Linked DNA regions of Homo sapiens: region 1 is linked to region 2. The links are chromatin loops, found by intact Hi-C in ENCODE. Cell type or tissue: GM12878. All regions are shown on one strand. Each heading gives the region's core, and the rest is flanking DNA. Links, peaks and the distances in the headings are about the cores only.

Evidence for each region. Peaks named below come from ENCODE experiments on the same cell type or tissue, not always from the same donor. Only the 100,000 strongest peaks of a DNase experiment are listed, where the experiment ranks them.
Region 1: it touches region 2 in a loop (2.4-fold over the local background); 2 of 110 quality-filtered maps call a loop at or near these places.

What each region holds. Positions count from the first base shown.
Region 1 is chr4:98,595,106-98,607,451 of GRCh38, reverse strand. The region is part of intron 1 of TSPAN5 (tetraspanin 5); the gene reads left to right. Among named protein-coding and RNA genes, the nearest start is that of TSPAN5, 57 kb to the left of the region's middle. RefSeq lists an enhancer at 9,269-9,867. In GM12878, for the core only: no CTCF peak of the experiment used is centred there; no DNase peak of the experiment used is centred there.
Region 2 is chr4:98,478,400-98,490,745 of GRCh38, reverse strand. It overlaps TSPAN5 (tetraspanin 5), which reads left to right. Exons shown (of 8, transcript NM_005723.4): 3 at 3,862-4,008; 4 at 8,571-8,741; 5 at 11,936-12,061. Among named protein-coding and RNA genes, the nearest start is that of TSPAN5, 170 kb to the left of the region's middle. In GM12878, for the core only: no CTCF peak of the experiment used is centred there; a DNase peak (open chromatin) is centred at 7,705.

The DNA of each region.
Region 1 (12,346 bases), core at 1,812-9,811, 120 kb before region 2:
ATTTCTACTTAAAGATAGCAAATTCTTTCGTTAGGTAAGACAGTCTTTCTGGGGTTCATGTCTAAGACTTTATCACATGTCGCATTCCTCAACACTTTCACCAAACATACAGAAATGCCTCTCTTGTGATTGCTTTCCACTTCCACAAAACTAATTGTGTGGGATACCCATCTCCGGATGTGTGGTTCTTTGATGAACTCTCTCCCCTGTTTTTCTGAAAACTCAGTTACCTTAGCTGCTGGGAATCGCAGTGCAAGATTACACTCTGTGGAACTGCCCAGAGCGGGGAAAATGAGGAGGGTGACAGGTGCTTTCCTTCAGGAAATGACAACTTAACAAGCACAGTGATGGTTTTTTGCTATGGAAATGGAGGATGCTGACCAGAATGTCTGCTGGGATGGCAGGTCCCCCGGCTGCTCCCTTCCCCCAACTGCCTCACCACCTCCCCCTGCCACACCACCCCACTATGGGGAGTTGAGCTGAGGAGGCCCTTTGCAGCCATCCGTCTGCACCTCGCCTCTTTAGGAAGTACTCTTTCTTTCACCTTCTTGCACATAATTTACTTTGTGACTACTCATAAATGCCCCCTAAAGATGAAAACATATTTTTAAAGTTGGAGTGAGAATCACCGTAAAGCCTTTATAGAACCAAATGACGTTTCTTTACCAAACTGCAGAGCTTTCTTTTCTGCTCCTTTTCTTCAAAAAGAGTCACAAAAATTCAGGAATTTTAAAAACCTCTGCATTTAATTCCTCATTGCCTTTCATATATGTTCAATAATTGCATAAGCTGTCTCACTTAAGCTGTTGCTAATAATAGCTTTTTTGTCGTTTTGGAAAACTATAACCAAGAACCCTAATACATAAATACTTCAAAGTATGTTTTCTTAATAATGGTGTTTGATGTAGGGTGGAGGATGAGGGGAAGTCAAATATTTAGACACTTACATAGTTTATGTTTAAGAATTATCTACCTGTATATCCATTATAGTTTTATCCAGAAATAGCATGTAGTGTGGAAAGATGTTTCCGTAACCTTCCTGGAGTAGCTCATAAAGCAAACCTAAGAATGCTTTGGAAGTCTTTATGGTATGAGTGTTTTGTGTTTGTCCTGTTTTCTTTTGAAAAGTACAGATCCAAGGGCAAACCTTTCAGAATGGGGTAAGACAACAATTGAACTTGATGAGTTGCCTTATGTAGCAAAGATGGCTTCAAAGATAAAGGTAATCTGCAGAAATAAAATCAAGCTTCTTTTGCTCTGTGACTGCATCACATGAAAATGGCTAGGTAGATTTTCACTCGATTGGAGTTTGTTTAGGGTGGTCTGATTTAAAATGTAGGCTCTTGTGATGTGCATAATTTTAGATGGTCTTGATTGCCCAGAGCAGCTGTTACTGCTGTGCAGAAACAAGTGTTCAGTGTCCCTTTTGGAGAAATGTGCCGTGTGCATACAGATGCCATAGACAGAGAAAACAAATGGTGGTGTCAACATGAGCCCCACCTCAGGTAACAAGGACAAGCTGGATTCCAGAGGCAGGGTTGTGTGGGGACAACTCCGTGAAGTCCACACAGCAGAGAGGAGCTACAGGGAGGTGTTTATTTCACAATGGTTCGTGATTTTTTTGACCAATGCTGGATGGGCAGCTAAGATATAGTATCAAAAACACATTAACTATAAATGGGTGAATTTTAAATAGCCACATGTACACCTCCATTTTTAGACTGTTGAGAAGCCATTAAAAATTAGTTCCTCCTGTGATTATTCACAGGGATGAAGTATTCCGAGGGATTGACAGTTTGTGGCTAAGCCATTTAAAAGGCTGTATAAACTGGGTATTTTAAATTAGTCTTATAAGTGAACTTCAGTATACTATGGAGTATTTTTCTTAAAAATTGTATGCTTGTCATCTTTTGGACATTCTTTGGGTCAGAGACTCAAGTGATTCATGCAGGAGGTCACAGTGAGTAGTGACTGCTGAATTAGGAGGTAGGGCAGGGCAGAGGTATGTCTCTGCTCTTCTCAGCTGACCGGTCGTGTGTTGGTTACTTTGTCCACCAAACAGTTCTGGCACCAACTTTGGAAGGGTGATGCGATATTATGCTCAGTGAACTGATTAGTGCCCCCACAATTGAACCTTAGCCAAGTTGTTGGTTGATAATTGGCACATTTTTTCTGATATGCTGATAATCCAGTTACTGCTTCAAGTTTATATTAAAATGTTTGACTCTTTCAAACCTTGCGGTTTTTGATGATGTCAGTAGGTCACCAGACTTTCTGAAAATAGTTCTTTGTTTCAACAACAACAACAACAAAAAAGAGAAAAGAGATAACACATAAGCAATAACTTACCATTATTGTTTTTTAAACCTTCACAAACTGACTTCTTTCATGGAAATACTGAAATATTTATTTTGTATTTAATTTATTATATAATTTAAAATGTAGAGCGAGTGAATTCAGTTTGGGATCTACTGAGTCACAGTGCCTGGTAGCAGTTGGATGTTGTAAGAGTGAAGTCTGAGTGGGAGAAAAGGGTTGAGGAATCTCAGCTGAGTGTCCCTGAGCAAGCTGCATAACATCTCCAAGCCTTGGTTTTCACATCTGACAAATGGCATGAGACCTGCTCTTTAGGGTTGTATTAGAGATTAAATAGTCACATAAGGAGTACTGAGACTGTAGTATGTGCTCAGTAAATATTCTCTTTTCTCTCTCCCTCTTTTTGGGTATGAAGGTAGTTGTAGTTGTAAAATTTTCTTCCACACTTAGGAACAGATATTTCTCTAAATGTAAGCCCCCTGGGCTTATTCTAGTTTGTTCGTACATCTTAAAAATGGAAACCTCAGACTAAATATAGTATTCAAGTATAAATCCCACTACTGCCTAGATAATGGTAAAGACATTACTTCATAGTCTTTGCGTGCCTTGTTCCCATTAATACATATCATGTCATGTTAGCTGTTTTATAAGACAGTTCATTGCTGATTCATCTCACCAATTCAGTTCCAGAACAGCACCGTGTCAAGGATGCAGTGGCTCTGTCATTTTGATGACGAGATGTTAGAACAGTTTTCAGTGTAAGAATCTGCTTAGCATTACAAAGCATTCATTTCTGTGGAAAGAAGTCTTCACAAAGCCCGGGAATTGACTAAAATAACCACCCCTTTTTTAGGGGTTTGGTGTAAAGAATAGAACATATTTGAAGCCTGGGTGATTGGTGATGGGGAAAGTTACATGAACTGAGTTTTGGCTTCATTTCCCGGAGTGATGATAATGAGTTTACTGGGTGCTGCAGTACTACGAGATCACAGAGTGCCAAGACCTCAGTGCAGTGCTGCGTGATTGAAATGACTGATACTCTCTTTTTTTTTTCATGCTAGTTCAGCCTGTTTTCATACACTCCAGAGGTTCAGTAAGCATCAAACAGGGAAAAGGAAATGGCAGTCCAATAGAGCGGTCGTTCAAAATGACCAAAGTAATTCCAGAAATTCAAGAAAGTAGTTGTTTCTCAAGTGTCCATTAGGATCGGGCTGTCTTAGAGTCTGCATAACTCGGAAGTGATTAGAGGGGTTTTGTGGCTTTTCTGTTCTCTGATGACTGGAGCTGGTTTCAGCCTTCAGAGTAAGTAGCCAGAGAGTAAGATAAGAAATGCTGAGGAGCTGAAGTGGGCACCAATTTTATTTTCCATTGTGAAGGAGATGAGCATCTGTAACCCACAGCAAGATCAACCACCACATTAAATTTATATTGTTTGAGACAGTTCTGATCCACTTGAGTGTGTGTGTTCCACTAACACTCTGAGATGGTTGCATAGGCCACAACTGTTCTGTCCAGTTCCTGCCTGATAGGTAAGCTCTCTGGGTAACTTTATTCCCATGAATTGAGATAGCAGAAGACAAACACCACAGTGGCATTGGTGTATCCAAGGCACTGATTTTGTTTTTCTTCCATGCGCTAGTTTGAGCTGGCCAACTAATCATGGTATTAGCCTCAAAATGTATTGACAACAGATTTGTTTTGATAGCAAAATTGCTTTTATACTTGAGAAATCTGATCTTTTATAAAAGGCCCAGGGTAAATGTCCTTTAGCAACATCATGAACATGTGTGATATCAGTGATATGGTGGGGAGATGTTCCTCAGCAAAGGATGTCTGTATTTGTTCCTAGGATTGACAAAGCTGTAAAGCAAAGTGCCTGGTAGGGGGGAGTCTAAAGGAACTAGTAGGTAAAATGATTAGAGAGCTTACTGTAGTACAGATGGCGATATGCAGTCTACAAATGACATCTCCTTGCCACCACTGTTACTATGGGTTCTAATGAAAAGAACCTGAGACTTTTGAGAATTTTTGAGTTCAAAGGTATAGAAGAAGGAAAGAAGCTGTGAAAAGCAGGCATAACATTGAGGGACAGAGAATTTGGCTAGGTAGGTCTAGACTGTAAATACAGTAAACTTCCCACACTACAGTGGTAAAGTAAAATTTTCCCCACTTTACAGCATACAGCCACCTTCTCGCCATATTCCAAACTTTTTCATTGCTATTATACCTGGTATTATTTCACTTCACTTTATTGCATTGCTGTATGTCATATGTGTTAGGAGCCTGTTTGGAAGAAGAGCAGCATTGTAGAATTATGGAGACAGCCATCTCTTGCACCCGTGTTTGAGCATCTTCATTTAAAGGGGTTACCAGTCCCTTGCATAAATGTCTATTTAATCAGCTTGCTTTCCTAATCTTCTGCATGAGCAATTCTGTCGCAGGGCAAAAGCGTTGATTGTAGGGGAAGAAGAGAGGGAAAGGAGAAAAATGTAGTTTTGGAAACAGAACACTTCAAATGAGGGTAGGCCAGGTTCTGTAGCTTCCTCAGGGATTTAGAGTAGGGTTGATATGAGAGCTGTGAGTACCTAGGCATCTGTGGAGAAGAGGGAGTGGAAGAGAGGTAAGTGAGGCTTTGTCAAAAAGAAATTTTGAAATGAGTAAAGTGTTTCTGGTTTTGCCAAAAAAGGAGAGGAAATTCTCAATAACCTTCTTATACCACAGGCTTCCTCCTTATCAGACCAATAGTGATCGTATCAGACATGCTGCAGATTAAAAAGACATTTGTGGGTCAACCTTTAATTTTTACCATTAATCACAGGAATGCTTTGTTTTATTGTGCTTCACTTTATTGCTCTTCACATATATTATGTTTTTGGTTTTTGGGTTTTTGCTTCCTAACAAATGGAAGGTTTGTGGCAACCCTTCATGGAGCAAGAGTATCAGTGCCATTTTTCCAATCGCATGTGCTCACTTCATGTCTCTGTGTCACATTTTGGTAATTCTCACGACATTCCATACTTTTTCATTGTTACTATATCTGTTATGGTGATCTGTGATCAGTGATCTTTGATGTTACTATTGTAATTGTTTTGGTGTGACATGAACCACGCCCATGTAAGAAGGCAAACTTAATAAATGTGTGTGTTCTCACTGCTCCACCGACTGGCCATTCTTGTCTCTCCTCCTCAGGCCTCCGTATTCCCTGAGACACAACAATATTGAAATTAGGCTGATGAGTAATGGTTTCTCAGTGTTTAAGTGAAAGGAAGAGTCACATGTCTCTCACTTTAAATCAAAAGCTACAAATGATTAAGCTTAGTGAGGAAGGCATGGTGAGAACTGAGATAGACCAAAAAACTTGGGCCAAACCATTAGCCAAGTTGTGAATACAAAGGAAAAGTTATTGAAGGAAATTGAAAGTGCTATTCCAGTGAACCCATGAATGATAAGAAAGCAAAACAGTCTTATTGCTGATATGGAGAAAGTTTTAAATAGAAGATCAAACCAGCCACAACACTCCTTAAACAAGAGCCTAATCCAGAGCAAGGCTCTAACTGTCTTCAATTCTGTGAAGGTTGAGAGAGGAGAAAAAAACTACAGAAGAAAAGCCGGAGTCTAGCCAAAGTTGGTTCATGAGGTTTAAGGAAAGCAGCCATCTTCATAACATAAAAGCGCAAGGTGAAGCAGCACGTGCTCATGTAGAAGCTTCAGCAAGTTATCCAGAAGATCTAGCTAAGATAATTGATGAAGGTGGCTACACTAAACAACAAATTTCTGATGTAGATGAAACAGCCTGCTATTGGAAGAAGATGCCATCCAAGACTTTCATAGCTAGAGAGGAGAAGTCAGTGCCTGGCTTCAAATGACAGGCTGACTCCCTTGTTAGGGGCTAATGCAGCTGGTGTCTTTAAGTTGAAGCCAATGATCATTTGCCATTCCGAAAATCCTAGGGCCTTTAAGAATGATGCTGACTCTATAAATGGAACAACAAAGCCCAGATGACAGCACATCTGTTTATAGCCTGGTTTACTGAATATTTTAAGGCCACTGTTGAGACTTATTGCTTATAAAAAAGATCCTTTCCAAAATATTACTGTTCCAGTGTGATAATGTACCTGGTTACCCAAGAGCTCTTATAGTACAAGGAGATTAATTTGCTTTCATGCTTGCTAACAAAACATCCATTCTGTAGTCCATGAATCAAGGAGGAATTTGACTTTCAAGTCTTATTATTTAAGAAATACATTTTCTAATGCTGCCATAGACTATATAGTGATTCCTCTGATTGATATGGGCAAAGGAAATTGAAAACCAGGAAAGAAGTCATCATTCTAGATGCCATTAAGGTCCTTCATGATCCATGGGAGGAGGTACAAATATAAATATTAACTGGTGTTGGGGAGAAGTTGATTCCAACCCTCATGGATGTCTTTGAGGGATCCAAGACTTTAGTGGATGTGGTACAGCAGATGTGATACAGATAGCAAGAGAACTAGAATTAGAAGTGGAACCTGAAGATGGGCCTGATTGCCACAATCTCATGATAAAACTTGAATGGATGAGGAGTTGCATCTTATGGAGGAACAAAGAAAGTGGTTTCCTGAGATGAAGTCTACTCCTGGTGAAGATGCTGTGAACATTGTTGAAACGACAGCAAAGGATTTAGAATATTCCATAAACTTAGTTGATAAAACAGGGTTTGAGAAGATTGACTCCAGTTTCAAAAGACGTTCTACTGTGAGTAAAATGCCATCTGACAGCATAACATGTTACAGAGAAATCTTTTGTGAAAGGAAGAGTCAATCAATGCTGCAAACTTCATTGTTGTCTTATTTTAAGAAATTGCCACAGCCACCCCAACCTTCAGCGCCACCACCGTCATCAGTCAGCAGCCATCAACATTGAGGCAAGGCCCCCCACCAGCAAAAAGATTACGATGTGCTAAAGGCTTAAATGATTTTCAGCATTTTTGGCTATAAAGTATTTTTAAATTAAGGTATGTACATTTTTTAGACATGATGGCATTGCACACTTACTAGATGCAGTATAGTATAAATATAACTTTTATGTGTACTGAGAAAAAAATTGTGTGACTCGCTTTATTGCAATATTTGCCTTAGTACTGTGGTCTAGAATGGAACCTGCATATCTCCAAGATATATCTGTAGTGTGATTATTTTGGAAAACCATTTAGTAGTTACCCAAGATAAGTTAAAACATGTCCACAAAAAAGACTTGTATGTGAATGTTCATAGCAACATTATTCACAGTGGCCAAAAACTGGAAACAACCCAAGAATCCATCACCTAGTGAATGGTTAAACAAATTGTGGTATATCCATAAAATGGAATACTACTCAGCAACAAAAGGGAACAAATTTACAGATACATACAACAGCATGCATGAATTCCAGAAAAATTGTGCAGTCAAAGGAATAAAACTCAGAAGACCACATACAATGTTCATTCATATGAAGTTCTGGAACAGGCAAAACTAGTCTGTAGGTACAGAAAGCAAATCAGTGGTTTTCTGGAGTTTGACATGGGGGTACTAACAAGGGAACTTTTTGGGGTGGTGGGAATGCTGTATATTTTGATTGTGGGGATGGTTACATGGTTGGATGCATTTGTCAAAACACACTTAATGGTAATGCAAAATGAATATATTTTATTTTATGTAAATTATACCTCAAAGTTGAATTTTTTTAAAAAGTTTCTTTTAAAAAGTAAAGACATTTGTGGTGCTTCTTGTAAATTTTACTGCTGATTATGACCTTGTTTCTTTAGATTTGACTTTCCAAGTTTGAAAAGACCAGTTTAAAAATGACTTTTGCTGGGCATGGTGGCATGTGCACGTAGTCTTACCTACTCAGGAGGCTGACGCAGGAGGGTCCCTTGAGCCCAGGAGTTGGAGGCTACAGTGAGCTATGATTATGCCACTGCACTCCAGCTTGGGTGAAACTGTGAGACCCTGTCTCTAAAAACAAAAATAAAAAAAAATTAAAATGGCTTTTTAGATTATAATCTATATGAAATTGGGGGTTATTTCGCACTTTTATATTATTTGTCCATTTTGCTTCTTTCTAAATAGCCTCTGGATTGTGTGTTATTTTCAGAAAGCTCTTGGAGATTTTTTGAAGTGTATGTTTTAACAGGATTTTCCTGTTGCTCTTTGGCAAACTTTGTCCTTTTATTGTTTAAGGAGTATAAATAACAACAGAACAGAATTACTTTCTGGTGCATTTTCCTCTTCTCCTGAGTCTTTTATGTTCAATAACTCTGAAGTTCCTGTTATTCCTGCCTTTGAACGTAGAAAATGAGACTCTCTCTCAAATACCTGAAACTAAGGCACATAAAAAATTTAGGAGGGGCCAGGCACGGTGGCTCATGCCTGTAATCCCAGTACTTTGGGAGATTGAGGCTGAGGTGGATGGATCGCTTGAGCTTGGCAGTTCAAGACCAGCCTGGGCAACATGGTGAAACCCCATCTCTACAAAAACAAAAATTAGCTGGGTATAGTGGCACGCACCTGTAGTGCCAGCTACTTGGGAGGCTGAGGTGGGAGAATTGCTTGAGCCCGGGAGGTGGAGGTTGCAGTGAGCACAGACCGCGCCACTGCACTGCAGCCTGGGTGACAGAAGTGAAAAGAAACACTGTCTCAAAAAAAAAACAGGAGGGAGGAGCCAAGATGGCCGAATAGGAACAGCTCCGGTCTACAGCTCCCAGCGTGAGCGACGCAGAAGACGGGTGATTTCTGCATTTCCATCTGAGGTACCGGGTTCATCTCACTAGGGAGTGCCAGACAGTGGGCGCAGGCCAGTGTGTGTGCGCACCGTGCGCGAGCCGAAGCAGGGCGAGGCATTGCCTCACCTGGGAAGCGCAAGGGGTCAGGGAGTTCCCTTTCCGAGTCAAAGAAAGGGGTGACGGACGCACCTGGAAAATCGGGTCACTCCCACCCGAATATTGCGCTTTTCAGACTGGCTTAAGAAATGGCGCACCACGAGACTATATCCCACACCTGGCTCAGAGGGTCCTACGCCCACGAAATCTCGCTGATTGCTAGCACAGCAGTCTGAGATCAAACTGCAAGGCGGCAACGAGGCTGGGGGAGGGGCGCCCGCCATTGCCCAGGCTTGCTTAGGTAAACAAAGCAGCCAGTAAGCTCGAACTGGGTGGAGCCCACCACAGCTCAAGGAGGCCTGCCTGCCTCTGTAGGCTCCACCTCTGGGGGCAGGGCACAGACAAACAAAAAGACAGCAGTAACCTCTGCAGACTTAAGTGTCCCTGTCTGACAGCTTTGAAGAGAGCAGTGGTTCTCCCAGCACGCAGCTGGAGATCTGAGAACGGGCAGACTGCCTCCTCAAGTGGGTCCCTGACCCCTGACCCCCGAGCAGCCTAACTGGGAGGCACCCCCCAGCAGGGGCACACTGACACCTCACACGGCAGGGTATTCCAACAGACCTGCAGCTGAGGGTCCTGTCTGTTAGAAGGAAAACTAACAACCAGAAAGGACATCTACACCGAAAACCCATATGTACATCACCATCATCAAAGACCAAAAGTAGATAAAACCACAAAGATGGGGAAAAAACAGAACAGAAAAACTGGAAACTCTAAAACGCAGAGCGCCTCTCCTCCTCCAAAGGAACGCAGTTCCTCACCAGCAACAGAACAAAGCTGGATGGAGAATGATTTTGACGAGCTGAGAGAAGAAGCCTTCAGACGATCAAATTACTCTGAGCTACGGGAGGACATTCAAACCAAAGGCAAAGAAGTTGAAAACTTTGAAAAAAATTTAGAAGAATGTATAACTAGAATAACCAATACAGAGAAGTGCTTAAAGGAGCTGATGGAGCTGAAAACCAAGGCTCGAGAACTACGTGAAGAATGCAGAAGCCTCAGGAGCCGATGCGATCAACTGGAAGAAAGGGTATCAGCAATGGAAGATGAAATGAATGAAATGAAGCGAGAAGGGAAGTTTAGAGAAAAAAGAATAAAAAGAAATGAGCAAAGCCTCCAAGAAATATGGGACTATGTGAAAAGACCAAATCTACGTCTGATTGGTGTACCTGAAAGTGATGTGGAGAATGGAACCAAGTTGGAAAACACTCTGCAGGATATTATCCAGGAGAACTTCCCCAATCTAGCAAGGCAGGCCAACGTTCAGATTCAGGAAATACAGAGAACGCCACAAAGATACTCCTCGAGAAGAGCAACTCCAAGACACATAATTGTCAGATTCACCAAAGTTGAAATGAAGGAAAAAATGTTAAGGGCAGCCAGAGAGAAAGGTCGGGTTACCCTCAAAGGAAAGCCCATCAGACTAACAGCGGATCTCTCGGCAGAAACCCTACAAGCCAGAAGAGAGTGGGGGCCAATATTCAACATTCTTAAAGAAAAGAATTTTCAACCCAGAATTTCATATCCGGCCAAACTAAGCTTCATAAGTGAAGGAGAAATAAAATACTTTATAGACAAGCAAATGCTGAGAGATTTTGTCACCACCAGGCCTGCCCTAAAAGAGCTCCTGAAGGAAGCACTAAACATGGAAAGGAACAACCGGTACCACCCGCTGCAAAATCATGCCAAAATGTAAAGACCATCGAGACTAGGAAGAAACTGCATCAACTAATGAGCAAAATCACCAGCTAACATCATAATGACAGGATCAAATTCACACATAACAATATTAACTTTAAATATAAATGGACTAAATTCTGCAATTAAAAGACACAGACTGGCAAGTTGGATAAAGAGTCAAGACCCATCAGTGTGCTGTATTCAGGAAACCCATCTCACGTGCAGAGACACACATAGGCTCAAAATAAAAGGATGGAGGAAGATCTACCAAGCCAATGGAAAACAAAAAAAGGCAGGGGTTGCAATCCTAGTCTCTGATAAAACAGACTTTAAACCAACAAAGATCAAAAGAGACAAAGAAGGCCATTACATAATGGTAAAGGGATCAATTCAACAAGAGGAGCTAACTATCCTAAATATTTATGCACCCAATACAGGAGCACCCAGATTCATAAAGCAAGTCCTGAGTGACCTACAAAGAGACTTAGACTCCCACACATTAATAATGGGAGACTTTAACACCCCACTGTCAACATTAGACAGATCACCGAGACAGAAAGTCAACAAGGATACCCAGGAATTGAACTCAGCTCTGCACCAAGCAGACCTAATAGACATCTACAGAACTCTCCACCCCAAATCAACAGAATATACATTTTTTTCAGCACCACACCACACCTATTCCAAAATTGACCACATAGTTGGAAGTAAAGCTCTCCTCAGCAAATGTAAAAGAACAGAAATTATAACAAACTATCTCTCAGACCACAGTGCAATCAAACTAGAACTCAGGATTAAGAATCTCACTCAAAGCCGCTCAACTACATGGAAACTGAACAACCTGCTCCTGAATGACTACTGGGTACATAACGAAATGAAGGCAGAAATAAAGATGTTCTTCGAAACCAACGAGAGCAAAGACACCACATACCAGAATCTCTGGGACGCATTCAAAGCAGTGTGTAGAGGGAAATTTATAGCACTAAATGCCTACAAGAGAAAGCAGGAAAGATCCAAAATTGACACCCTAACATCACAATTAAATGAACTAGAAAAGCAAGAGCAAACACATTCAAAAGCTAGCAGAAGGCAAGAAATAACTAAAATCAGAGCAGAACTGAAGGAAATAGAGACACAAAAAACCCTTCAAAAAATCAATGAATCCAGGAGCTGGTTTTTTGAAAGGATCAACAAAATTGATAGACCGCTAGCAAGACTAATAAAAAAAGAGAGAAGAATCAAATAGACACAATAAAAAATGATAAAGGGGATATCACCACCGATCCCACAGAAATACAAACTACCATCAGAGAATACTACAAACACCTCTACGCAAATAAACTAGAAAATCTAGAAGAAATGGATACATTCCTTGACACATACACTCTCCCAAGACAAAACCAGGAAGAAGTTGAATCTCTGAATAGACCAATAACAGGCTCTGAAATTGT
Region 2 (12,346 bases), core at 2,924-10,923:
TAAAATTTTAAAATAATTTTAAATAAGTAGATAAAGGATATATTCTTTTCACCCAGGAAAAAAAAGATTTGAGTTAGTTTTCAACTGATAACTACGTGGGTATATTCTGAATCCATTAAAAATAAAGTTCTTGGTAGTCTTTCCTATGCTTTGTGGGAGATTAGTTCCCCCCAGCACGCTGTAGTATCTGTTTGCAGCTCTATCTTTGCCAGAATTTAGGATTAAATAAGTAGAATCTGCAGTCCAGCTCAGCCCCCCAATGATTGTTGTTTCCGTGGAAACAGTTGAAGGCTCTCAATTAAAACTGCCTCTGAAGGCTGGAGAGAGTAAGTATTAAAATGAGTTTGTCTGAGAAGCCAATTTTTATCCTCCAAATTAAACCCAGAGAGTGCAGATGATCTAGGAATCTCCTGACAGTTGGGATCATACTTCTTTGTCTTTGGGGGAGGGATTATTTTGCTATTTCGGGCATAGGTATGTTTGCTAGCTTGTTGCTTGCTTTGCTGAGTTGCTCAGATCATCGTCTTTGTTACCCACTGAGCTCTTTATGTACAACCATGGATCATGGGCAAGGGTTTGGGAGCAATCTGATCTTTGTTCAGACTTGTGAGCCGCAACTAAAAAGCCCATTAAAAATGGATGAAATCATAGAACGGTCTCAAAGTTGAAAGGAATCCTAAAGGTCATTAAGGCCTAATTTCCCATCCACTTTGGGAATCTTTCCTAGAATGCTGTTGACAAAGGTTCACAGCATCAGCAACCCTGTTGGGGAATCCCGTATTTCTCAGGGCAGCCTTCTTTGGTTCATTGAACAGACTTGGTGGTATTGTTACCGGGGGTCCTTGTTCTTAGAGCTCCCAAGATGGTGGCGGGCCGCTTCCAAGGTGGCGGCAAGCCTCTTGTTCTCTGACCTGGGGTTCTTGGCCTCACGGATTCCAAGGAATGGAATCTTGGGCCATGCATGCGGTGAGTGTTATAGCTCTATCCAGCTCGATTAGGATGAACCCTGGGCACTTAGACCGTGCAGGAACAATGGCGAGCCTCTAGCCCGATTAGGAGTGGCAGTGGGCACCTCGCTGGATCAGGAGCACAGCGGATACCCTGCCGGATCCGGAGGGGTGGAAGTCAGTGGTGGCTTCTACAACGACGGCAATCAGCAGTGGTGGACGGCGAGTGAAAGCTCAGTTCGAACCAGAACAAACACAGACCAGAGAGTGTGCAGTTTGCAAGATTTAATAGAGTGAAAACAGAGCTCCCATACAACGGGAGGGGACCCAAAGGGGTTGCCCACTCCCTGCTTGAATGCCTGAGTTTATATCTCGATCATTGTCCCTCCCCCTGTGCTCTCAGGCGATATATGATTTGACAATTTCTTTACCTCCTGCTTTAGCCTAATTTGTATTTTAGTGAGCCTATTTACTACCTGATTGGTTGGGTGTGAGCTGAGTAGTTACAAGCCCCATGTTTAAAAGTGGGTGCGGTCACCTTTCCCAGCTAGGCTTAGGAATTCTTATTCGGCCTGGGAAATCCAGCTAGTCCTGTCTCTCAGTATTAGAAATGCCTCTTTATGATGGAACTGACATTTCTCTCTGTCAATTCTGCTACTGCTACCTCTTCTTTCTGGTGCCAAGTTAGCTGTGTCTTCTTCTCCCATAATTAAGCTTAAAGTCTTTTAAGAATGTCTTCATGTATCCCCAAAGTCTTCTCTCTCTTCCGGTGGCTGAGAAGGTCCATAACCTGAAAGCTTCAGGTACTAACATCTGTGGTTAAAGGCATTGTCAGAGGAGAGGCTGGTTTCCTAACAACCCTGGGCCTTTAGCACTGTTGCTTGGATTTTTTATTTTAAGTTTATTTTTGTAGAGAAAGGGTCTCGCTATACTGCCCAGGCTGGTCTCAAACTCCTGGCCTCAAGCGATCCTCCCACTTCAGCCTCCCAAAGTGTTGGGATTACAGGTGTGAGCCACTCCACCCAGCCTGTTGCTTGGATTTTGTCCGACTTCTCTGGCAAGTTTTTTCTCAGCATCATTTGTATAGGTGGAGAATTTGGTTTGAGTATTTCTGTTTTCCTTCAACCTTTTCCCCCGGAGTAAATATTCATAGTTCACTGCTTGGAAACCCAAGAAACAAAATTGGATCAAACCTTTGGTCTATGCAGACTTGTGAAGGGTGTGGTTGCCTTCTTTGATGTCACCTCAGAAGTTAATGAATACAACCTCAATCCTAACTGCTTTAATAGCCTTTCAACCATTTGTCTGTGACATTAAACCTTAGACTTTTTAAAATTAGGTTTAAGTTTTACATTATAAGAGTTCTTTATTTCCCCATATACATTCTGTTCTTAATATCCTATTATTGTTCGTAAGTTGACACCCCCCTAAAGGAAGAAACAGACAGAAAAATAGAACAAACGAAATACGCTTCTCCAAATGTTCCTACCTACAACCTTTAAATGGATTAAAACTTAAAACTCCTAAGTTCAGATGTTGGTTAGTGCTGACTGGGAAGTACTGGGAAGCAAGTGTGTGGCCCCTGCTTGGTACTGAAATAGACATTGTGTACTGGTTTCAAAGAAGCGATGGCGTCTGTCACCTTCAGCCCATCACCAAACTGCTCTGAGTTCCATTTTCCTCAAGTATAAAATCAGATGATTGCTTCCTGTTCTTACAGGTTATTGGGAGTGCTTTGAAAACAATTTTTTTTTATTATTAAGGCTTTACAGCAAACTATACTGTGATTCTCTGGAGGTATTTTGATTTGAGAGTACCAAACAACTTCAATAAAATTAAAATATTGGTGATATTGGCTGTTTAAGGCCCATGCACATCCACAGTTTCAAAATAATCTTGTAACATAGGTTCTGGGTGGTATTTAATATGGTATCACACATAAGGGAAGAGGGGATTTCAGTAAAGAAATGTCATTTTTTGTGGAAAAGTGAAATTACTCGAGGTCCGTTTGGTGTTCTTGTGGAAGAAGAATAAGAGTTGAAAGTGAGGAAGTAACCTTTGATTTGTAAATCATTTAAATTTCAACTCGAAGGGGGTAAGAAATACCCCAACAGCAAGCCACAGAACAGCCACCAGAGCAAACCACACAAGGCTTTTGGGATCTCAGCCTAATAAAGGTCTCCCATGGAGCTCAAGAGTAGATCCTGAGGTACGATATTTTCTTGGAAAAAAAAAACTTGTAGGTGTTTGTAGCCGGACCGGGTGCTGTGTTAGTTTTCAGCTTCTAGCTCGATCCTATTTCCTGAGAAATGCCAAGGGCTTTGCAATAGGCATTTGTCTAACTTCTGCGTGAATTGGGTCTTACAGAAGATGACCTCCCCCCTCTCTGGGGGTCAGGGGGTGTGTGTGTTTTTTATACATCTGTCTTTTTTTGTTTGTTTGTTTTTACTGAAGACCTCTTATATTTGCAGACACTGAAACCAAAGGTAACACCACGTCTTCTCCTTACAGGGTCTAATGACAGTTTCTTGGGCTCTTCTTTTCTTTTTTTTTTTTTTTTCTCTACATATAGTTTTCCCAAAAATATGAACACGTTTAGATGTTGGAAAGAAAGCAGTTTCCCTCCCTCCTTCCCTCCATCCCCCCCTCCCTCCCTTCCTCGCTTCCTCCCTTCCTCCCTTTTGTTTCTCTCTTTTCTCTTTCTCTCTCTTTCTCTTTCTTTCTCACTCTTTCTTTCTCTTTCTCTTTCTCTCTCTCTTTCTTTCCTCTCTTAAGTATTAATCACATACCTGATAATCAGATGCCCTCTGAAGGTTTTCTTTGGGAGGGGAAAGGACAAATGCAATAATCTTTACATGTTGGAAAACTGACCCCACATCCCCGTGCCTTGTTGTGTGTTCTTTTCTGCTCCCAGGGAGTTCTGTCCAACATCTCTTCCATCACCGATCTCGGCGGCTTTGACCCAGTTTGGCTCTTCCTTGTGGTGGGAGGAGTGATGTTCATTTTGGGATTTGCAGGGTGCATTGGAGCGCTACGGGAAAACACTTTCCTTCTCAAGTTTGTAAGTATTCCACTCTCTACTCTCAGATTGAGAGCCAAAACTTTACCTTCCATCAGGAGGTCACCCTATCTACAGGCAAGACAGTGAGCTGTACCAAAGGCACTGGCCAAAGTAGGGCCCAGGTCATTATTTTCTTTTGAGAGAGCTCTCTAGCCCTGATTCCCAGTTGTGCCTCCTTAATAAGTACAACACCACCCCCACCACCCCACCATGCCATCCATGGAGGTTTTGTGCATATATATCACAGACTTGGATTCCATTCCCTAAGATATCTTTAGGACTAAGGTAGGTATATATATATATTTTCTTCTAAGTGATTCCTTCCCACCGTTTTAATGCACATAGTAAGTGGGGAGCTGTGCAGGCTGTTGGTTTGGAGAAACCAGGCAAAAGCACAGTGACTGTGGCCTGTCCAGATTAAATCTGTTAAGCAGTAGGTTTTGCTAAATATGGAGAAACAGTAAAAGGTAAAGCTTCTTTGTCCTTAGCTGGTACAAAGTTCTCCTTTGTAATTTTTAGATGTGGTGCGGTTGGCGTGATCACTGTCTGAGTGAATGTTTGTAGAGGAGAGGTTTCACCAGGGGGTTCACTGGTATTTAAAGTTAAAATAGAGAATGAAAAGTGAAAGCCTTTGCGTTGGAGACTCGTTTCAAAGGAGAAGAAAATGGCATGTGCCGTTTATGTATCTTATATAGGGTTGTTGAATGTAGCCAAATGTGCCTGTCAGCATGGAGCTTGGCACTCTGATGGGCGTCTGAATCATAGCTCTCTATACGAAGCATCCATTCCCCTTTCTAAGAACAGAGAAAGGATCCAAAGCACCCACCTTCATTTGCTGAGGAAGGATGGGGATGGTGGAGATTTCTAGAGAACAGTTGTAGTGTAATATTTCCTGTTACCACAGTTATTCCCAACTTTTGTTGACACATCATCATCCAGGGACATTCTCATTAAAAAAAAAAAAAAAAAAAAAAAGCATATCCAAGAAGTAGCCCAATAGTCATGTAATGTGTGATTCTCTTCCCCAGCATTTCTGCCACATCATCCTCCAGCGTCTTTTCTTAAACATCCCTGAGAAGAGGGTACACGGTGTGCCCCACCCAGGGCAGCCCATTTCTGAGCAGCTCTGTCTCGGAGAAGTTTTTGGAGGCTATTTAACCTGAAAATTAGCATGACTTATTCTAACAAGGAGAACCGAGGGGTACCTGGTCTTACAGATAAGTTCACAAGCAGCTGGTTCTCTCTTGTGGATACATGGGACCACAGTGGCTGTAGCTAGTTTCCTAAGACTCCATCTGCCTTATCTGCCAGATCCTTCCTTTGCCACACACACACACACAGTGTCTCTCTCTCTCTCCCTCCCTCTCTCATACACACACAACCAAATGCTTCATTCTTCACCTAGTCAGAAACCTGGGGAGCCCCCAGGAGAGCTCTGTCCCTGATTGCCACCTGCCAACCTGCCAGTCTTCTTGGCTTGAGGCATCTCAGTGCTCCAGTGCTCAGCTCACCTTGCCAGCTTTCCTGTAGCCTGATTGGGTCCTGGTCATACTCATCTGTTGCCACTATTTCATCAGTTTCGGCCTCCATGCCCCAAAATGTGGGATCCTTTTTTTTTTTTTTTTAGATGGAGTTTCACTCTTGTTGCCCAGGCTGGAGTGCAATGGTGTGATCTCGGCTCACTGCAACCTCTGCCTCCTGGATTCAAGCGATTCTCCTGCCTCAGCCTCCCGGGTAGCTGGGATTACAGGAGCCTACCACCGTGCCTGGCTAATTTTTTCATTTTTAGTAGAGATGGGGTTTCACCATGTTGGCCAGGCTGGTCTCAAACTCCCGACCTCAGGTGATCCACCCGCCTCAGCCTCCCAAAGTGCTGGGATTACAGGCGTGAGCCACCATACCTGGCTGGGATCCTCTGAATTGTATTTTTTTTTTTTAAGTAAAGATGGGGTTTCACCATGTTGGCCAGGCTGGTCTTGAACTCCGGACCTCAAGTGATCCACCTTGCTCAGCCTCCCAGAATGCTGGGATTACAGGCATGAGCCACTGCACCTGCTCAGTCCCCTTAATTGTGATTTACTTTAATATAGTTTCATTTATAGTGGTGGCCCCTTTAATATAGTTTATCATTTCTTACAGTTGAAGAGTCCAGTGTTAACTGAACAGGCAGAAAACTACACATTTCTCTAAATCAGCACCTTAATTTATAAAGTCTCATGTTGGAAATGAAGAGAATTGTGTTGTTTCTTGGCTTTTAAGACTTGGAAAATATCTTAAATGGCCTCTCTCCATTTAGGACAAACAATAAAAACTTGCCTGGAATAATCTTCGAACAGAAGGTATGAGATAAGTAGTAAGTAAACGTCCACAGGACTCCAAATAGCTCTAAAGATCTGATTCCCCTAGGAGACTTGCTGAGGGAAAATCTAGGAACTAAGATACTGCAAAATGGAAATAGACCTTCTTGGTTGACCGAGGCTCTAGGGTGAAGCCTGTGAGTCAGTGTCTGCACCTTTGGAAATAGAGGAAATTAGCTCAACAGGGCTTGGGGCATGTAGGTATCTGCCAAATATTTTATATGAATTGAATTTGGACTCAATTTTTGGTATGTATAATATGTAACATGAAGAGAAAATTTACCAGGGGAACTGGAAAATGCACTTAACTTTTATGGAGGTGAGAACAAAAACTGAATTAAAATCTTTCCCTGACTTGGTGTTTCCTGTGTATGCTCATGCATGCTAGCTATAATTTTGTCATTTCTGTACTGTGATAATTCATAATTCATATTTACATGCTTAAGGTGGGGCCTAATACAGGGCAGGGCGTTATTTACACTGTAGGGTAGGCATTGAGCAGAAGTGGTGTGATATTTTTTCTGTTCATTTTTCTAGATTGGGGAAAGTTTAAATTGAAATTATTGGCATCACTGATGATAATTAAGAACTGTTTAAATTCCATTTCTGGCGAATTCCTGAAGGATATATAATCAGGAACTCTAGGGAAACCTGAAGGGCTGAGCTGGAGGGTCTAGAATTGGGGCCTTAACCTGGGAGTCCAAAAACTTTGCCAAACACTTATTTCCACCTTCCACTCCTCCTCCCGTGCCCACCCTCACAGAGCAGTACTTGGCACCCTAGACAAATACTGCCAGATCTACAGACATCTAATGTCTGCAGATACCCACTCCCTGCCTAGCCTCCCTAATCACATAAGACTGGGACATCTTCGAAGGCAAGGATACCCCTTGTTCTTACTCATCCTTGTTTCTGCAAAGCCCACCTACCTCAGGGCCTGACTCATTGTGGGTCATTCAGTAGATGTTTGCTGAATGAATAAACATTGTTTGTCTTTTGTTCTTTTAATGAGTAACTGCTGTTTCCTTTGCACCCCTCCCCAATACATTTTTCTCTTGGCTGGCAGCTCCTTGTCTGCTTGCTGAAGATAGAACCGCAGACCACCTGAGCACCCCCTGCCTCCTCAGCTGCTCACTGTTCTTCTGCATGTGGCCTTCAGGACCTCTGCCCAGCAGTTGTGGCCCATGTCACCCTCTCTGCTGTTGTCACCAGAAATTTACCCGCACTGTACCCTCTGGTCCTTCACAGCTCATTTCTCATAATCTATTTTAACAACAAAGTTTGAGAAGGTTAAGAATACAGGATGGTAGGAGGTGGAAAAAACAGTGGGCGTGAGCAGTAAGTCGATATGACTAAGCTGAGACTCTTCTGAGTCTTCTAGATGGAAGGGGAATTTCTCCAGAGTTACGGGCAGTTACCACGTTGCCTCATGGTCTTGAGCCCCTCTTTTAAAACCCCTGTTGTCTACATTAAGCGGAAGTCTCCCCTTGGCTGCATTTTGATGTCACTTAAAATGTTGCTGGGGCCCATGCTTCCTAGAGGAAGGCAAGCACAGCTAGCATTCCCAGGAAAGCCCTCAACTCAGGGGTTTCATTTTGTTTTTATGATGGGAAATAACTTTCATTTCGCGGTCACTGCCCACCCCACTACTTCCTCTTTGACCCCTTCATCTAAGATGAACACATCTGTTATTTTACCCTGTATAGCAGGTGCAAAAGAGAATTAAAATGGTGTCTGAATCCATAAAAGGAATATATTGCATAGAGAATCAAGGCCACAGTAACAAGTGACAGGCGATCTTAAAATATTGGAATAATCTATCTTTCAAGTTACAGAAGCTTACTAGAGATAGGGGCAGGTCATTGTTACAAGCATCTGGCAGTACATTAATCATGAGAAATTAATTAGGCCTTAATGTGGGTCTAATGAGAAATCCTTATTATCCATGTTTGCTTATGGGCTTTGTTGGTTAATTATCAAATGGAACACTAGAGACCCTAAAATGTGATTATAAAATGATTTTTAAAAGTCCTTTCTTGGAGTGTAATATTCTATTAATGAATCAGCAGAAACTGAAGATTATCTGCTTTGGAGATGTGTAACAATCCAATGTAATTACAAACCTGTTTAGAGAGGAACCATTTAGCTATATATGATCAAAATAGCCCTTATAACTGTTCTCTGTGTATGTGTCTTTTATCTTAGTTTTCTGTGTTCCTGGGAATTATTTTCTTCCTGGAGCTCACTGCCGGAGTTCTAGCATTTGTTTTCAAAGACTGGATCAAAGACCAGCTGTATTTCTTTATAAACAACAACATCAGAGCATATCGGGATGACATTGATTTGCAAAACCTCATAGACTTCACCCAGGAATATGTAAGTTTAAAGTGGTTTGTTTTCAAGTTGAAAGTTCTCTGAACGATGACCCCAGTGAATTTCATCCCTCCTGGTTTCTGCATCTGCCAGCTGGAAACTACCTGACTATTCTGCATGGGTGTTTGTTTGTTTGTTTATTATTTTCCGACTTGCTCTGTGACTTACAGGATTTGTATTCTAAATGGAAATTTCCTATTTTCACTTGTTTCAACTTCTGTTAAGTTAGAGGAACAAAGAAGAAAATGCTTGAGCAAAACGTTATAATCATGGCTGTCCTTTCCTATTTGCATTTGAGGAACATTGTTTTGCTCCGGGTTTAAAGTTTTCTTTGGTTATTAAATATGGATTCTTTCTTATCCCTTGCCCCCTTTTTTGGTAATCCTTGATATTTCACAGCTCATAATAATCTACTTATCAACAGAATAATTTGCCACAAAGTTCCTAAAATGTGCCTATCCAAATATTATTATTGCACATGCAGTTAAAAGCAAAAGCTTAGAAACTCCTAAGTCCTAGTGGCTTCTAACAAGTGAAGAATCTGTGCAGTGGAATCCGGGCCACTCTCTCCTATCCCTGAGCATTGGAGTCCAGGCCACTCCCTCCCGTCTCTGAGCATGCCTGTGAAATGGCTCTTTCAGTGCCAGCAAAGCAGCAGATGTCCCGTTTCACTCAGAATGCAAGGGACCAAAAGACACAGGTCTAGTGCCAAAATCTGATAAGGGACCCTGGGCTCACAGGACCTTGACCTATTTCCCCAATAGCAAAATGGAAATAATACTAGCTACTGTCTAACTCACAGGGATATTATGACACTAATGAGACATACATGTTTTTATATTAGGCTAAGGTGTTAGGGTCCTACAAACTTGCAGGTCTTTATATACCTGCACTGAAAAGTCGGGTAGGCTGAGCTTGGACTTGGACAGCGGTGTCTGTGGCATTCATGTATATGGCAGGACCGGAGGGCAAGCAGAAGCCCAGTGAACGGTAGCCTTCTTGGGGTTGGATAGTTGTCTGCCTGTGATGAAGGGAGGCAGCAGCCATGTTGACACTCTTTATGAGGGAGGCCATCCCCTTCCTTAGGCACTCAGGACTGAGCAGGGTTATGTGGTTTTGTTCAGTGGCAGCAACATTTCGTCCTGGAGTAAGCTGCCCCTTAAGTGGGAAATTAAGCCCTGATTCATGTCCTCAGCCGACTTCACTGTTTTATTAGGTCCTAATGGGTGCAGGCTCCCTAATAATCCCTTTCCTGGCATTATTCCTGACTAGTTTGCATGACACATTGATGGAGCTTTGTGGACACACCTCGAAATGCATGACCCAAGCCCTGGAAGGACCATGTTGTCTTGGGATGCTGTGTGCTTTAAACGGAAATACTACAGTTTCATGTGATTTTCTTTTTGCATCATGGAATGTAATGTTTAGAAGTAGCTGTTGGTCCGGAAGGTCTTCAAATGGTTGAGACTTGATATTTATTTAACTCAGAGAAGTAGAGAAAGTGCATCCCAGGGAAGTGAGGAAGGGGCTTGTGTAGTAGCCTTTGACTCCGGCCCCATTTAAGAACCACTGAATTTAACCGCTTGTTTTAATATATTTTAATTGGAAGACTGACTTTTTAAAGTTGAAAATGTAAAACACATGCACTTGTTTTTAAACAAACTCAGAGTAGAAACAAATATGATGAAAAGTTAACCTCTAAAATTTTTGGTGGTAATGGATATATCAACTATATATCCATTGATTGTGGTGACATTTTTGTGATGTATACAGATGTCAAAATTTATCAAATTGTATACTTTAAAATGTGCAATTTATTGTATGTCAGTTATACCTCCATTATTGCGGGATCTGGCCAGCAGCCTGCAATGCAACAGGGATCTCTCTGTTCCCAGGCGGATCGGCAGGTCGAGAAATAATAGACACACACAAGATAGTGAAAGCTGGGTCCAGGGGGGTCACCGCCTTCTGGTCACGCAGTGCCAACAATGCACTGGATATACCAGAATTTATTATTAAGTTTAGTGAGGGTGGGGGTAGGTTAGTGAGGGATTTAGGTCATTTGATTATGAGGTGAGATGGTCACATGGGGATGAAGTAATTCTTTAACATAACATCTGTATGCAAAAGTACAGTATACAGGGATAAGAATTTACAATATAGTGTGTGCTTCAGTAATTTCTAACAGAGCCTTAAAACAGAAACACAGTCTTTCCACAACCTATGATTAGCAAGATATTAGTCAGCAGTAACAGTTGCAGCAAAAGCCAGTTACAAACAATCCATAGAAACAGGACGTGAAGCTACACAACCAGTTAGACCAGAAATTCTCAGAAGGGAGTATGCCTTAACCCTAAAGAGGTCTAGAAGAGCCGTGGCAAGATGAGGGCATTTATAGCCCTGTCTTATACATATGGACAGGTGCCCCTCATGTGTCTGTTTATAGGCTCTCCACAAAGGTCGCATTCTATTCCCAGAGCTATGAACATCTGCTTTTCTGGGATAGGAATCTTGGTGATGTGAAACCTCCCTGACTGCACGTCCATTCATAGGCTCTCTGCAGGGGGAAGCACATCACGCACTGTTGGCTCATTCTGGCAGTCCAACCTGGCATTGTCTTTACACAATCCTGCATGCAATTTTGTATTTCCAGTAATCAGGAGCATTTCATCTTTTATTCCATAGCAATAGTTTCAGGGGGTCTCCCTGCGCTCCATAAAACAAAACAGATCTTTAAAAAAACTATTAGAATGTAGAGATCAAAACTTTGAAAAAGTAAGCTATAGTTAGCCCACCCATAACCCCAGTTGCCTCCTTCAGTCACTACCACTGTCGTTAGTGTCTTATTTACCCTTCTAGAATGTTCTTGTTTCTCCTTCTAGAATGACGTGCCCAAGCCAAACAGATCTTGTTCTAACTGAGCCCTGCTGTACAGCTGCTCTGCCCTTCTTCCACCTAACACCACAGGTCTCATCAGTTGTTTAAATCACGTGCCAACACATCCCTACAAACCTTCAGCCCTAATTAATTTGGAAGATTTTATATGGGCCATTTAGGTTCAGTTTGGCTTAAAAATAAAGTCTAGGACAGAAAAGAAGGTCAGAGCTGGCAGAAGCTGGTGTCGTTCGGCGGGTGTGAGTGTAGGTGACTGCTTGCCTCCAAGTTGGGATGTTCTAATTCTTTCCTGTTTGCTCTAGTGGCAGTGCTGTGGGGCTTTTGGAGCTGATGATTGGAACCTAAATATTTACTTCAATTGCACAGATTCCAATGCAAGTCGAGAGCGATGTGGCGTTCCATTCTCCTGCTGCACTAAAGATCCCGCAGTAAGTGAATGCCAGCGAACTATTGGCCTACTCTGTACATCATGCCGAGAGTGTGCATGGGACGAGCAGAGTGATTTTTTGGTTGAACCCTCTTCTTACCTGGTTACTCGTATTTGTAGCTCCTGTAGGGGGTTATGGTGCTCAAATCTTCCTAGTAGGAGTAATAATTGCTGGCATTAATTTAGCAGTGTGTGCTGGTTCCTATTCTAAGCCTTTATGTGTGTTGGCTCATTTAAGTTGGGCACATTCCTACTGGCAGATACCACCATTACCCTCCCTTTTCAG